2 separate regions of the Mus musculus genome follow, and region 1 is linked to region 2. Evidence: chromatin contacts called from ENCODE Hi-C or POLR2A ChIA-PET data. All regions are on one chromosome and are shown on one strand. The core of a region is the stretch at or near the end of the contact, and the rest is flanking DNA. Distances in the headings are between cores, read along the strand shown. Region 1 holds the start of Zfp689 (zinc finger protein 689). Region 2 holds the start of Zfp768 (zinc finger protein 768).

What was found. Hi-C counts contacts between places; a loop is a spot of excess contacts on that map. ChIA-PET counts read pairs that join two places held with the same protein, here RNA polymerase II (POLR2A).
Region 1: POLR2A ChIA-PET joins it to region 2 with 15 read pairs in Patski. The contact joins the promoter of Zfp689 here to the promoter of Zfp768 in region 2. A Hi-C loop is called at or near these places in 1 of 37 maps with a recorded cell type or tissue (T-helper 17 cell). POLR2A ChIA-PET finds 5 or more read pairs at or near these places in 1 of 5 experiments (Patski).

Annotation. Positions count from the first base shown.
Region 1 is chr7:127,445,571-127,452,022 of GRCm38, reverse strand. Zfp689 (zinc finger protein 689) reads left to right here and starts at 2,865. Exons shown (of 3, transcript NM_175163.3): 1 at 2,865-3,369; 2 at 3,547-3,660. The coding sequence starts at 3,165. It overlaps B130055M24Rik (a long non-coding RNA gene), which reads right to left and starts at 3,633. Exons shown (of 2, transcript XR_869949.3): 1 at 2,452-3,633.
Region 2 is chr7:127,342,031-127,349,204 of GRCm38, reverse strand. Zfp768 (zinc finger protein 768) reads left to right here and starts at 3,891. Exons shown (of 2, transcript NM_146202.1): 1 at 3,891-4,056; 2 at 4,330-6,410. The coding sequence starts at 3,969. The coding sequence ends at 5,948.

The sequences.
Region 1 (6,452 bases), core at 1,616-4,115, 100 kb before region 2:
ACTAGTAACAGACTTTCCTTGCAGCAGCCGTGGGAAAGCTTCCCGAGACAGTGAAAGACTGTGAAAGTCCACCTGCCTAGCAGAATTCTAGAGGACCACTTCCTGGGTATTCCCTAGAATAGGGAATTCATCTTTCAAGTAGGTTCCAGAAATATGGTTGTTACTGGTATGGGTCAGGGTCTGTGAAAGAACTCAGAACATGTGTATTGGAGAAAGGCATGCAGAGTGTGCAGGGGCAAAAGAAAAAGGAAAGATGCACAAAGTGACAAGACCTGTAGGAACTAGGAAGTCCCCTGTTGGAGAGTGGTTGTAGGAGTCATCAGAACTGTATTCAGTGAGTCCTGGCTACGTGGCTTAGTGATAGGACTTGTGTTAGCATGCTGAGGTGCATCAGTGAAGAACATGTCAGTCAGAAAAGGACAGTCCGAAACTAGATTGCACAGATTTGTTAAGGTGGGCTATGATCAGTGATTGATGGGGGGGGGGGGGGGTTCAGCTCATTGAGTGTGATACCATCCCTGGGCTGGTAGTCCGGGGTTCTGTAAGAAAGCAGGCTGAGCAAGCCATGGAGAGCAAGCCAGCAAGTAGCAACCCTTCCTGGTCTCTGGATCAGCTCCTGCCTCCAGATTCCAGCCCTGCTTGAGTTCCTGTCCTGACTTCCTTCAGTGATGAACAATGATATAGAAGTGTAAGCCAAATAAACCTTTTCCTCTCCAACTTGCTTTTTGGTCATGGTGTTTCATCATAGCAATAGAAACTTTAAGACACCTAGTTTGCATAATGTCCTGGGTTTCATCCCAGCACCAAATAAAACTGGGTATGCTGTGCATACTTATAATTGAGCATGCAGGAGTTAAGAGGTAGGAGGACCAGAAGCTCTTGGTCATCCTTAGCTACATAGTGTTGAGGCTAGCCTGGACAACATGAGGCCCTATCTGAAAAAGAAGAGGAGGCAATTATTGTTTTCATTAATAAGTAGTTTTTCTACTTCTCTCTAGGACTGATATTGCTTGTCCTAGTCTGGGTTTATGGTGAAGTGATCCCTTAGGCAGTCTGTGAAATCAAAGTGTGTTAACATTTAAGGTTGCATTTCTGGGTGCTGGCAGTCACTGAGCATGAACCATGGACTGAATCTTTTAAAAAATATTTACTTCATGAATATGGGTGTTTTGTGTGACTGTATATCTGTGTACCACATGTGTACCTGCTGCTGCTGGAAGACACAGTGGCAGATTTCTTGGAATACAGTTACAGATGATTGTTAGCCACCATGTGAGTGCTAGAAACAGAATCTGGGTCCTCTGTAAGAACAAGTGCTCTTTTTTCTTATTTATTTATTTTATGTAAGTACACTGTAGCTGTTTTCAGACACACCAGAAGAGGGCATCTGATCTCATCACAGATGGTTGTGAGCCACCATATGGTTGCTGGGATTTGAACTCAGGACCTTTGGAAGAGCAATCAGTGCTCATAACTGCTGAGTCATCTCTCCAGCCCCAGAACAAGTGCTCTTAACCACTGAGCCACTTCTCCAGCTGGGGAGAAATTAGTCTTAAAGCGTTTTGCCCAACATAAGAGTTGCTAGAGCCACAAAGAAGACATTCCATGTTTGGATTTCATTCCTATGTCTAGTAACAGATTTTGAGGAAGCTGATCCAGATTTGTGGGGGTTTTATTGTTCATTTGTTTTTTGAGGCAGGCTGGTTTTGAGATAGCCCCGGATAGCCTGGAACTCACTTTGTAGACCAGGATGTCCTCAAACTCAAGAGATCTACCTGCCTTTTCCTCCCAAGTGCTGGGAATTAATGGTGCGTGCCACTGCACCCGGCTGTCTTATGATTTTTGTTGTAGTTCTCTATGGAGGGGGGAGTCCAGGACTCTAGACATAAAGTTTCAGACACCATCTACTCGAATAGTCCAGGTGCTTGGCTGGCTCTCAGCAGCGAAGGCACAGCCTCTCTGTGTGGCCTCTAGATGTGCGAATCCTATTTACCCTCTGTGCAGTCTTCCTTACCTGATAATTATTCAGAAAGGAGCAATAGGTTCGGCTTCATACCCAGTCCTGGGTATCTATTTTAAAAATACTTTTATAGAACTTTGGGCCCCATGCATGCTAGGCAAATGCCTGCCACTGGGCTATACACTCTTCATTTAAAAACAGGGTCTATGTTGCCCATGCACTCCTGACACACGTTGACACAGCTGCACTATTTCGGAAAGCAACGGTACAGGGGTGATTTCCCTGCTTCATTATAAATGAAAGGATCAACTAGCCATCTGTCTTTTGTTCCCCCTGGTAGCCTAAATGTGCATTCCACTGTACAAAGAAAGGGTAAGCCCAAAGCTATTGGTCTCACCTCTAAACAAGCGAACTTCCTTGGTACTCAGGTAGGCCATTCACTTCTATAGACTACTTAGGAGCTGCCCAAGGTACAAGACCAGTCAACTTACCATTCTAGTCATTCAATTTTACCAGACGCGCCTTTTGTGCACCAGATCCTTACCACCGCTCCCTTCTCATCTAGTACTTTTCAGAATTCCTGGCTGTGACACCTTTATGATCGTAGGATGTAGCTGTTCAAAAATCCATGTTGTCACTGTGTGACTTTCCCTTTGGAAGACCTGTAGAAACGTCTTCTCCAAGTAGGGCAAACAAGCGTTGGAGAACACAAGAAAAGCCTCCCATTCATAAGACTTCTCACAACCGGCTTAGAGACACAGGATCCACCTTCTTGCCCTTAAGAATCCGTTGGCTTCATTCAAATGGGCCGCCTTCATTGATGACCAATCAGAACGCCCGATCTTCAGCTACCAACCAATAAACGAATGCAATAGATAGGAGGAAAGTAGGCAAGAAGCCATCTCGCAGCGCCATTACACTTTAGGGCAAGGAGGTTAAGAAGTCGGCATGGCGTTCGGGTCAATAAAATCGATAGCTGGAACCTGCCTGTGTTCTAGGCAGCGGTGGTGCAGGAGCAGCGCCGCCATCTTCCCCGAAGGCATCTTCCGGTGCCTCTCACCCAAGTTCCAGCGGGAGTTCCCTGAATAACGGTCTGTGTCGGGCCGCCCGGCCCCTCAGGCAGCCGATTCAGATTTCCTCCGGGCCTTCCCGACGGAGCTTCTAGGTCTCCGGGTCCCCGTGGCAAGGCCGGGGAGCAGGTCCGATGGCGCCACCTTCGGCTCCGCTTCTCCTGCGGGCAGTCGGAGAGGCTGGACCTACTCGGAAAAGGGGCAGGAGGCCAAGGGCCTTGAAGTTCGTGGACGTGGCCGTGTACTTCTCCTCGGAGGAGTGGGGGTGTCTGCAGCCCGCTCAGAGGACTCTGTACCGGGATGTGATGCGCGAGACCTACGGCCTCCTGGGCGCGCTCGGTGAGGCCCGGCCCAATCTGCTTACGCGGGGCCTAAGGGATGATGGAGCTTGAGGGCGGGGTAGAGTGGGGGCAGGGAGCCTAGGGTCCTGACCTGCGATCGGCTTGTTAGGGGTTGGCGTTTATTTTTTAGCATCCTTTCTTCGGGCCAGCTCTCTGACTGGTTCTCCTTCCCCAGGATGCGCAGGTCCCAAACCAGCTCTCATCTCCTGGTTGGAACGAAATACCGATGACTGGGAACCAGCAGCCCTAGATCCGCAGGAGTACCGGAGATGGGTAACATTCCAGAGAAGTGAGTGAAAAATACCCACGAAAACCATACTGCCTTCCTGAGTAATGCCCTAAACTGTCGACCCAATCTAAATTTGTCGTCTGATGAGAGTTAACCAGGTTGCTTGTACTGTGGGCATACGAACTACAAACGGTACTTCATTGACATAAGTGAATTACTGAGCTTTGAAAAAGATAACTACTGCTTTCCAGGATCCGGGACTTAGCTTCCATTGAACTTCTCCAATTCCCATCGGTCCTGGGAAGACTAGAAAGAGTCCTTAACCACTGAGACATCTCTCTCTAGCCCCTGGTTCACTCTTGACTTTAAAAAAGAAAAAGCCCCATTGATTGGAATGTTCATCTAGGCTTGTGAACTACTGGATGAAATACAGTCCAAGGTTTTTTTGTTTTTTTTTTTTACAACTCTCTCAAAGTGCTCCTAGACCAACAGCTGCATATTTGGGAGTTGTCTTGGTCAGAGGTTTCTATGCTGTGATAAACACCATGAACAAAAGTGGCTTGGGGAGAAGAGGGTTTATTTCATTGATATTTTCATGTAAACATCCATCATCAAAGCAGGGCAGGGCAGGAACATCAAGGCAGGAACTGAAGCAGAAAGCCACAAGGAAGGCTGCCTCCTGCTTGCTCTCCTACTTTCTTACACACTCAGGAACATCTGCCTAGGGATAGCACCACCCACAGTGGGCTGGGCCCTCCCATGTCAACCTTAATCAATCACTAATTAAGAAAATGTACCACGCTGGGCATGGTGGCACACACCTTTAATCCCAGCACTCAGGAGGCAGAGGCAGGTGGATTTCTGAGTTCAAGGCCAGCCTGGTCTACAAAGTGAGTTCCAGGACAGCCAGGGCTATACAGAGAAACCCTGTCTCGAAAAACCAAAAAAAAAAAGAAAAGGATGTACCACAGGCCAATCTGGTGAGGACATTTTTCTCCGTTGAGGTTCCCTCTTCCCAAATCACTCTAGCTTGGATCAGGTTGGCATAAAACAAGTCAGCACAATTGACCCCTTGTTAGCATGACACACAAACCCATCCCTTTTAACCATAACCTTTGTTTTTTGTTCATTCCAAGATCTCAATTCAAACACTCAATTCAGACTCTCCTTAAAATACCTAGTCTCTTTCAAAGTTTCTCTATCATATCCAAAACCTCTCTAAAATTAACTATGGGTTCCTATTAAAAAAAAGTTACATACTTGTTTATTCCAAGAAGTAATAACCAGTGCACAGTTACAGTAAAATCAAACCCAAAGTCTACGTGTGACGCTCAGTGCCAGCCTTCTGAGACTCTGCTCCTCTAGGCTCCAGAGGGCTTGGCAGTGGCACTCGTCTGACATCCACTGCACACACAGCCAGCTCACAAAGCTCTAAAGCTGCTGTGAGTGGTCATCTGTGCCAATGCTCTCTCCAAAACACCGGAGTTCTGGGTACACCGGGAGCCTTTCTTGGGATCTCTTTAGAGACACTGAGCCTGCCACGTGGTGCCAGGCCTTAATTTATCTCCATGACCCCCCTTCAGTCCTGAGGTTTGTACTTTAACTGAGGCTGTGAGTTTACCAATGGTCTGGGCTTTCCAGTCACAGTGCCAAGCCTCATTGCTCTCCATGACCCTTTATGCCTTCAAAACTAGAACATCTGGGGACACTTACACATAGTCAACTTCAGCTGCCAACAGGAGCCTTGGCCCCTTCATGGACCACAGCTGCTGTGTGCTGATCCTGTGGAGGTACTCCCAGATTTATCATCCTTGCTGATGCTGGTGTTTGGTTTTGTTTTGTTTTGTTTTGTTTTGTTTTTTGTTTTTTACTTGTGTCAATTTCTTGGATCCAGCTAATAGCATCAATTGCCCCAGTTAAGAAAGGTTTCCCTTTAGTGGTTTTTAATAAACGAATATCACATAAATGGTAGAATCGTAGGCAGTCTCAAACTTCACTCCAGAGCGGCATTATCTTCTGAGTCCCCACAGAGTAACCCACAGAGCTCTGAGCACCCAATAGCCTTTCCTGCTCCAAAGTTACTATCACACCCTCCCCAAAACAGATAGCAAGGTTTAATCACAGCAATACCCCACTCCTGGTACCATTGTCTGTGTTAGGGTTTCTATTGCTGTGGTAAACACCATGACCAAAAGCAGCTTGGGGATGAGAGTTTTTCCTTTCACTTCCACATTACCATCTATCATCAAAGGAAGTCAAGGGCAGGGCCTGAAGCAGAGACCATGGAGGAGGGCCGCTCACTAAGCCTGCTTTCTTATATACCCAAGGCCTCCTGTCCAGAAAACCTGGTGAAGACATTTTCTCCACTGAGGTTCCCTCTTCCCAGATGACTCCACCTTGTGTCGAGTTGACCTAAAACCAGTACAGGAATGTTTTTAAAAATGCAAATCCTGGGCTGGAGAGATGACTTGGTTAAGACCATCTGCAGCTTTTCCCGAAGCTCTGAGTTTGGATCCCAGAGTCCACATTGAGCTATCTTGTATGTAGGAAAGGCATGGGGAACCGGATATATTTGCCCTGCATCATAAGCTCCGGCAAGGATGGCATGGAGGGCTGCTCACTGGGTAGAGTGCTTGCCTCCCGCTGCACAGCTCAGGGTTTGCTCCCCAGTGCTGCGTGTAGATAAGGGTGGCACCTGCCTGTAATGTTAGCCCTTGGGAGGTGGAAGCAGGAGGGGAAGAAAGAAGTTGAAGGTCATCCTCAGTTACGTAGTGAGTTAGAGGCCAGTCTAGGACACACGAGACCCTGACCAAAAAATCAAACAAAAACCCAGAACATTGGAAGAAACTAAG
Region 2 (7,174 bases), core at 2,642-5,141:
TTTGAAGCTAAAGAGAACCTTTCGTTTTCTGAGGCTCTTAGGGACTCTTTCCAGGGTGTCAAGCATCAGCCTCAGCTTGGAGAGGGGTCCTGAGAGAAGGGGTGTCTGGGAGCAGCAAAAACAAACAACTTAAAGTCAAGTCATGGGTCCAAGCTGACAGCCTATGTTTTGTTCAAGACAGCTTTCAGATTGCTTTCTCTCTGCTCCACTTTTTAAAAAAAGATTTATTAATTAATAAATTATGCATATGAGTACACTGTAGTTGTCTTCAGACACCAGAAGAGGACATTGGATCTTATTACAGATGTTTGTGAGCCACCATGTGGTTGCTGGGAATTGAACTCAGGACCTCAGGAAGAGCAGCCAGTGCTCTTACAGAGAAACTCTGTCTCGAAAAACCAAAAAAAAAAGAAAGAAAGAAAGAAAGAAAGGAAGGAAGGAAGACAGACAGACCAGGGAGAAAGCAATCTGGACACTGAATGGAGCAGAGTGCAGGCCGCCAGCTTGGACGTATGATTTGACTTCCAGTCATTTGTTTTCAGTGCTCCCAGACATCCTTTCTCTCAGAACCCCTCTACAAGCCGAGGCTGGTCCTTGGCTTTACAAGGGTCTTATAAATCTGTTCCTTTGTGGTTAGGTTGCAAAGAATCCATGCCTATTGTAGGGCTCTCTTTTGTGTGTGTGAGTGTGTGTGTGTGTGTGTGTGTGTGTGCATGCTCGCGCATGTGTGTGTGTGTGTGTGTTTTACTATATGTCTGAGGCTCAGTTACAGAGGCAACTTAAGCCAGGAAGAAGGTTTCCTCAAAGCTTCACTGGTCTGGAGAGCGGCAGATACAGTATTTCAATAGCTACTACAGAAAATAATCCCTTACAGAAAACAATCGTTTGTTTTTAGATCACACACACGCTCTCTCTAGGTATATTTTTTTTCTTTATTACCAAATTGAAAATAGTCAAGTTGGTATCCACAGTGCATCTCCCAAGCAGATCTGCATTTTCTCTTCCTCACACAGTTTTAGCAAGCACTCTACCACTGGCTATGTTCCCAGCCCCTCTAAATTACTAACAATATCCAGGATAATGTCAAGTTATTACACTGTTTTCTGGGGAGTACTGGCAAAGCAAAGCTGTGTATATTTAGCACAGACAGAAACTATTACCACTATCCCCAGTGTTGAAGGCTAACCCCAGGACTTTGTGTCAAGCACTCTGATTTCTGAGTTACATTCTCAGCCCTTCATATATATATATATATATATATATATATATATATATATTAACGTTTGGTTAAATGAGAAGGTGCAGAACCCACAGATGAGAAACCGTGGTATTTTCAAGGCAAGGCTTACTTTCTGAAATGCAGACTGTCCCCTTTGTCATGCAGACTCCATGAAGCCAGCATCTCGGTCCCAGTCATTGGATATGAGAAACTCACTGAATGGGCTGAAGCTGCTCTGATGCTTCAGATGAAGACCAGAAGTTCATGTAGTCTGAACTAGGGGCATAAAAGCAGTTTTCCCAGAAAGCAGGGTGTTGTGACCCATGGCTGAATGTGTCTGCTATTGAAGGACATTTTTTTTTTCTAGTTCAACAACGGGGGAGTGAATACAAATCTGCTTGGGAGAGGCACTGTGGCTGCCAACTTGACTGTTCTCAACTTGGTTATGAAGAAAAGGAGAAACAGAAGAAGACAGAAAGATGAGGAAGAGGAGGGGGAGAGGGCGGGAGAGGGGGAGGGAAAAGGGAGGGGAGAGGAGGAAGAGGAGGAGGAGGAGAGAAAGAGGAGGAGGCAGCTAGGGGTGTAGCTCAGTTGATGGAGTCTTTGCCTCATACTCACAAGGCCGAGCATGGTGTCACATACATATAGTCCCAGTCCTCTGGAGACGGGGACAAGAGGATCCTCAGTTCATAGAGAAGTCAAGGCCAGTCTGAGGTAAAGAGAGACCATTCCTGGACAGACACATCACTACTAGATCTGGACATCTGACACCCAAAAGGCTTAGCAGAGTCTTCAGAATCTTCAAACTTGCTGGCTGTGAAAACCCTTGATTATAGTATGCAGGAAGCTGAGCGCAGCGAATTGGCTCGTTAGCTGTCAAGACTACCAAACTTGCTTCAGTAGAAGAGTAGAAAATGATTAGATTAGATTAGATTAGATTAGATGATACTGACGACACGACTGTTCCATGCGAGAGTTAGGGGAAAGTCTTTATCTTATTTCTAATTGTCGATAGGAGAGAGAGAACAGCCAAAGCCATCTGGAAGAGTGCAGAGCACAGGGAGACAGGGAGAAAGGCTGAACAGGGCCCGCAGACTGGGCGGGGCCAGGGCTATCTGCAGGTATTCCTTCTACGCTCCGCCCAACAGTTACCTAGCAACAGCCAGGTAGGTCTGGCTTGCTATAAAAGGGCCTGTTTGGCCCACCTTCCTTCTTTCTCTTCTCTTCTTTCTCTTCTCTTCTCTTCTCTTCTCTTCTCTTCTCTTCTCTTCTCTTCTCTTCTCTTCTCTTCTTCTCTTCTCTCTTTTCTCCTCTCTTTTCTTCTCTTCTCTTCTCTTCTCTTCTCTCCCCTTCCCCCTCCCCCTTCCCTTCTGGAACTCTTCAGTGTCACTCTCCGAACTGTCCCGCACGCTTGTGAGAAAATCAAGAAACGAGGAATCAAACACAAGATTTGGAAAGGGAAGAAATTAAAGGTCGTCCTATGTTAGTATCTCTGGAGTGGCCCCTCAGCACCTGTAAAACCTGAGAGCAGAAGAAACGAGAAGGGAGAAAAGCAGAGGAGGAAGGGTGTCTACCCTAAGAGCCCTAGGCTTCCATTCTTCCTAATACAGGACAAACGGCTCAGGGGAAAGTTTACAAAGCGCAGGCCGAGCTCGCGAGGAGACGCCCGGCGCCTCCCTCTCTCACTCCCGCAGGCATTCCGGGCATCCTGTTAGAATGGCCTGAACGCCCTCTGCTCTACACGGCCCGGACCCACGGTGACCCCGGGACCACGGTGAAGCAGAGACAGCCGGCCCCAACAACCAATCCTGGGAGGAGTGGGCGGTGCCTCGCGGCGCGGAGGCGGAGCTGTTTCTCTGGCAACGAGCCCGCATCGCGGAGGGGGAGGGGAGGGCGAGGGAGGGGGGAGTGGGCGCGGGTGTCACTGTCGTAGCTCGGCGGGCTAGCAGGCTCTGGGCTCCAGAGCCTGGTTGTGCGGTCAAACGGGCGTCCGTCCGCGTTCCCGGTGCCAGTCCGAGTGCCCCGAGGCTGAGGCGAGGAGCTAGCCGCCTCCCCCGCTGGCGCCGGGAAGCGTCGCTCCTTCTCGCTGACCTTGGTCTCACTTGCCGCTTCGCCCTTGGCCACACTCAGTAGCCAGCACATGGTCGGAGAAACCTGCAGACAGGTCCCCGGTTAGGCCGAGACCCGCGATACAGACACACAAACTGCTGTTGCCCTTCCCGCCGGCTCCGGGGCGTCGGGTCGCCCCCACCCCCCGAGGCCCGGGAGATCCAGTCCAGGGTTAATGCCAACGAGTTTCCACCTCCAGCCGCTCCTAGAGAGGCCGCGGCGCGAGCCAGCGGGGGGAACTGGCCAGGGACGGACACTTCCTGTGCGGGGGGAGGGGGCAGGGGCGCAGTAGCCCGGCCGGGGCTAGGGGCCGAGACTAGAGGGTCTCGGGCTGGGAGTTGTGGCTGGGGGACGGCCGGAGGAGTCGCCTCGCCCCTCACCTCCGAGGCCACGACGCGCGGGGGCCGGTGAGGGCCACGAGACAATCGGGGACCTTGGGAGGGGGGCGGGGCAGCGGACAGGGGCGGGGCCGGAGAGGCCCAGGGTCAAGACGTCCGGCCTTCGCGGCCGAAGCCAGGCCGCCCGGTCTCCTCGGAGGCTCTGAACGCGCGGGTGGCGAGGGCTCGGGGCTCCAGGCACTCGAACTGGGTCGTAGGATCGTCCGCCATCGCCACCGCCGCCGCACTGGGAACTGGCAGGGATGGAGCGGGAGGCGTCGTCGTGGGGCCTGGAGTCCCGGGATGTGCACAGTCCCAACGCAGTGGGCAGCCCCGAAGGGTCTCTCAAAGGTGAGGGAAGGACCGCGCCTCTTAGGAGTGTGCCAGAAAACTGGGCTGTGGCCTGCGGGAGGGAAATAAGGCCGGAATCTTAAACACTTGGAAGTGGGGTGGAGGGTGGAGACTGAGTGCCCCGGGTCTTTAGAGGGGAGGTGGTACATTTTGTCACCTCACTTGTAGGGGCCAATGACCCTGCTTGGGGAGTGGGAAGAGAATTTTGGGACAATTAATGGACCCAATGACCTTCCAGACCCCCATTCAATCTGGATTTTCTGTAATTCTCAGATCCTGCAGGCAACACAAGTGAGAATGAAGAAGGGGAAATTTCTCAGCGAGAAGGCAATGGGGACTATGAAGTTGAAGAAATACCTTTTGGGCTTGAACCCCAAAGCCCAGAGTTTGAGCCACAAAGCCCAGAATTTGAATCCCAGAGCCCCAGGTTTGAGCCTGAAAGCCCAGGGTTTGAATCCCGAAGCCCTGGGTTTGTGCCCCCAAGCCCTGAGTTTGCACCCAGAAGTCCTGAATCAGATCCTCAGAGCCCGGAGTTTGAATCCCAGAGTCCTAAGTATGAGCCCCGAAGCCCTGGCTGCCATCCCAGGAGCCCTGGCTGTGAACCTGGGAGTCCTAGGTATGAACCCAAAAGCCCTGGGTACGGTTCAAAGAGCCCCGAATTTGAATCTCAAAGTCCAGGGTATGAATCTCAGAGCCCCGGGTATGAACCGCAGAACTCTGGAGATGGCGTTCAGAATTCTGAGTTCAAAACCCATAGCCCTGAGTTTGAAACTCAAAGTTCCAAATTCCAGGAAGGTGCAGAGATGCCTCTGAGCCCCGAGGAAAAGAATCCCTTGAGCATCTCCCTAGGAGTCCACCCCCTGGATTCCTTTACTCAAGGGTTTGGGGAGCAGCCCACAGGAGCGCTGCCTCCATTTGACATGCCTTCGGGGGCTCTGCTGGCTGCACCCCAGTTTGAGATGCTCCAGAATCCACTGAATCTGACAGGAACCCTGCGTGGGCCAGGCCGTAGGGGTGGCCGGGCCAGGGGTGGGCAAGGCCCTCGACCTAACATCTGTGGCATCTGCGGGAAGAGCTTTGGACGAGGCTCGACCCTGATCCAGCACCAGCGCATCCATACCGGCGAGAAGCCTTACAAATGTGAGGTTTGCAGCAAGGCCTTTTCCCAGAGCTCTGACCTCATCAAACACCAGCGCACGCATACAGGCGAGCGGCCCTACAAGTGTCCCAGGTGCGGCAAGGCCTTCGCTGATAGCTCTTACCTACTCCGCCACCAGCGTACCCACTCTGGCCAGAAGCCCTACAAATGTCCACACTGTGGGAAGGCCTTTGGCGACAGCTCCTACCTCCTGCGACACCAGCGCACCCACAGCCACGAGAGGCCCTACAGCTGCCCCGAGTGTGGCAAGTGCTATAGCCAGAACTCGTCCCTGCGCAGTCACCAAAGGGTGCACACTGGGCAACGGCCTTTCAGCTGTGGCATCTGTGGCAAAAGCTTCTCCCAACGGTCAGCACTTATCCCCCACGCCCGCAGCCACGCCCGTGAAAAGCCCTTCAAGTGCCCAGAGTGCGGCAAGCGCTTCGGCCAGAGCTCAGTTCTGGCCATCCATGCCCGCACCCACCTGCCAGGCCGCACGTACAGCTGCCCCGATTGTGGCAAGACCTTCAACCGCTCCTCTACACTCATTCAGCACCAGCGTTCCCACACAGGCGAGAGGCCGTACCGCTGCGCTGTGTGTGGCAAGGGCTTCTGTCGCTCCTCCACGCTGCTACAGCACCATCGCGTGCATAGTGGGGAGCGACCTTATAAGTGTGATGACTGTGGAAAGGCCTTCTCGCAGAGCTCCGACCTCATCCGCCACCAGCGGACCCACGCAGCCGGCCGCCGTTAACCAGTCACGGGTGGGGAGGTGGTGTGCAGAAGAGATGGGGTCAAGGAATTTATGGATAGAGGAAAAGCTGGTGGAGAATAGAAGGACGAAATATTCTAGAAGATGGGTCAGGGTGCAGGAAGTCACATGCCCTCAAGAAGTATGAGAGTTGGGCTATGGAGGGGTTGGAGGGAGGCCAGACAGGCACCAGGAGCAAGTCTGCCTCAGCAGCAGTGAGCTCTTTATCTGGGAGGCCCTGTTCTGGCAAAGTACTAGATGGGGAGGGGGGAGGGCAAGGGAGTGTCAGTTAGAGTAGGGTAGCTTAGATTGGTAGCTGCTGAGACCCTTGTGAAACCAGGAAGAGGGCAAAGGGTAGGCAGTGGGGAGTGAGGCCCAAGGGTAGGGTCTGGATCTCAGAGTAAACTGCCTTGTCTTCCTCAGGTTTTGGAGCCCTGTGAGTTCAATAAACCTTTTATGTGGTAAGAGATTCGTCCTTAAGATGTGTATGTGGACAGTTCCCTGAGCAGTGGGAGATAGCAGTCAGAGCTGCAGCTGCTGAGGCCTTGCCAGGGTACTGCCCCAGAAGTGCTTTTATGATCAGTGGGTTAGTGAGATCTTCGCATTCGAAGTTCAGAGAATGGTTTATTTGCCCATGGGCACCAAAGCTCACGTGCTTTTGCATGCTGCACAGACTCAAAGGGACTGATTGTAGGAGGTGTGAAACACTTCTCAGCTCTCCCTAAACTAAAAGTCTGTGCTTCTGTCAGAAAACCACATGGGGGTGCTCATACCTAGGTGTGACTGCTCCCCATCGAGTGTTGGCTTAATCCCACCCTGTACCTGAGTTAGCACTTCCAGGCACCTCCAGTAGATCATCAGTAGATCTGATCTCTTCTCTCCTCTCCCCTCCCCTCCCCTCCCCTCCCCTCCCCTCCCCTCCCCTCCCCTCCTCTCCTCTCCTCTTCTCTTCTCTTCTCTCTCTCTCTCTCTCTCTCCATTTTTTTTTTGTTTTTGTTTTTTTTTGTTTTTCGAGACAGGGTTTCTCTGTGTAGCCCTGGCTGTCCTGGAACTCACTTTGTAGACCAGCCTGGCCTTGAACTCAGAAATCCGCCTGCCCCTGCCTCCCAGGTGCTGGGATTAAAGGTGTGCGCCACCACCACCTGGCTAGATCTTCTGTCTAGGCTCTTGAGACTGGAGCAGGCAGCTGCACTTCAGCTCCACTCAAAGAGGAGGCCAGGTACTTGTTT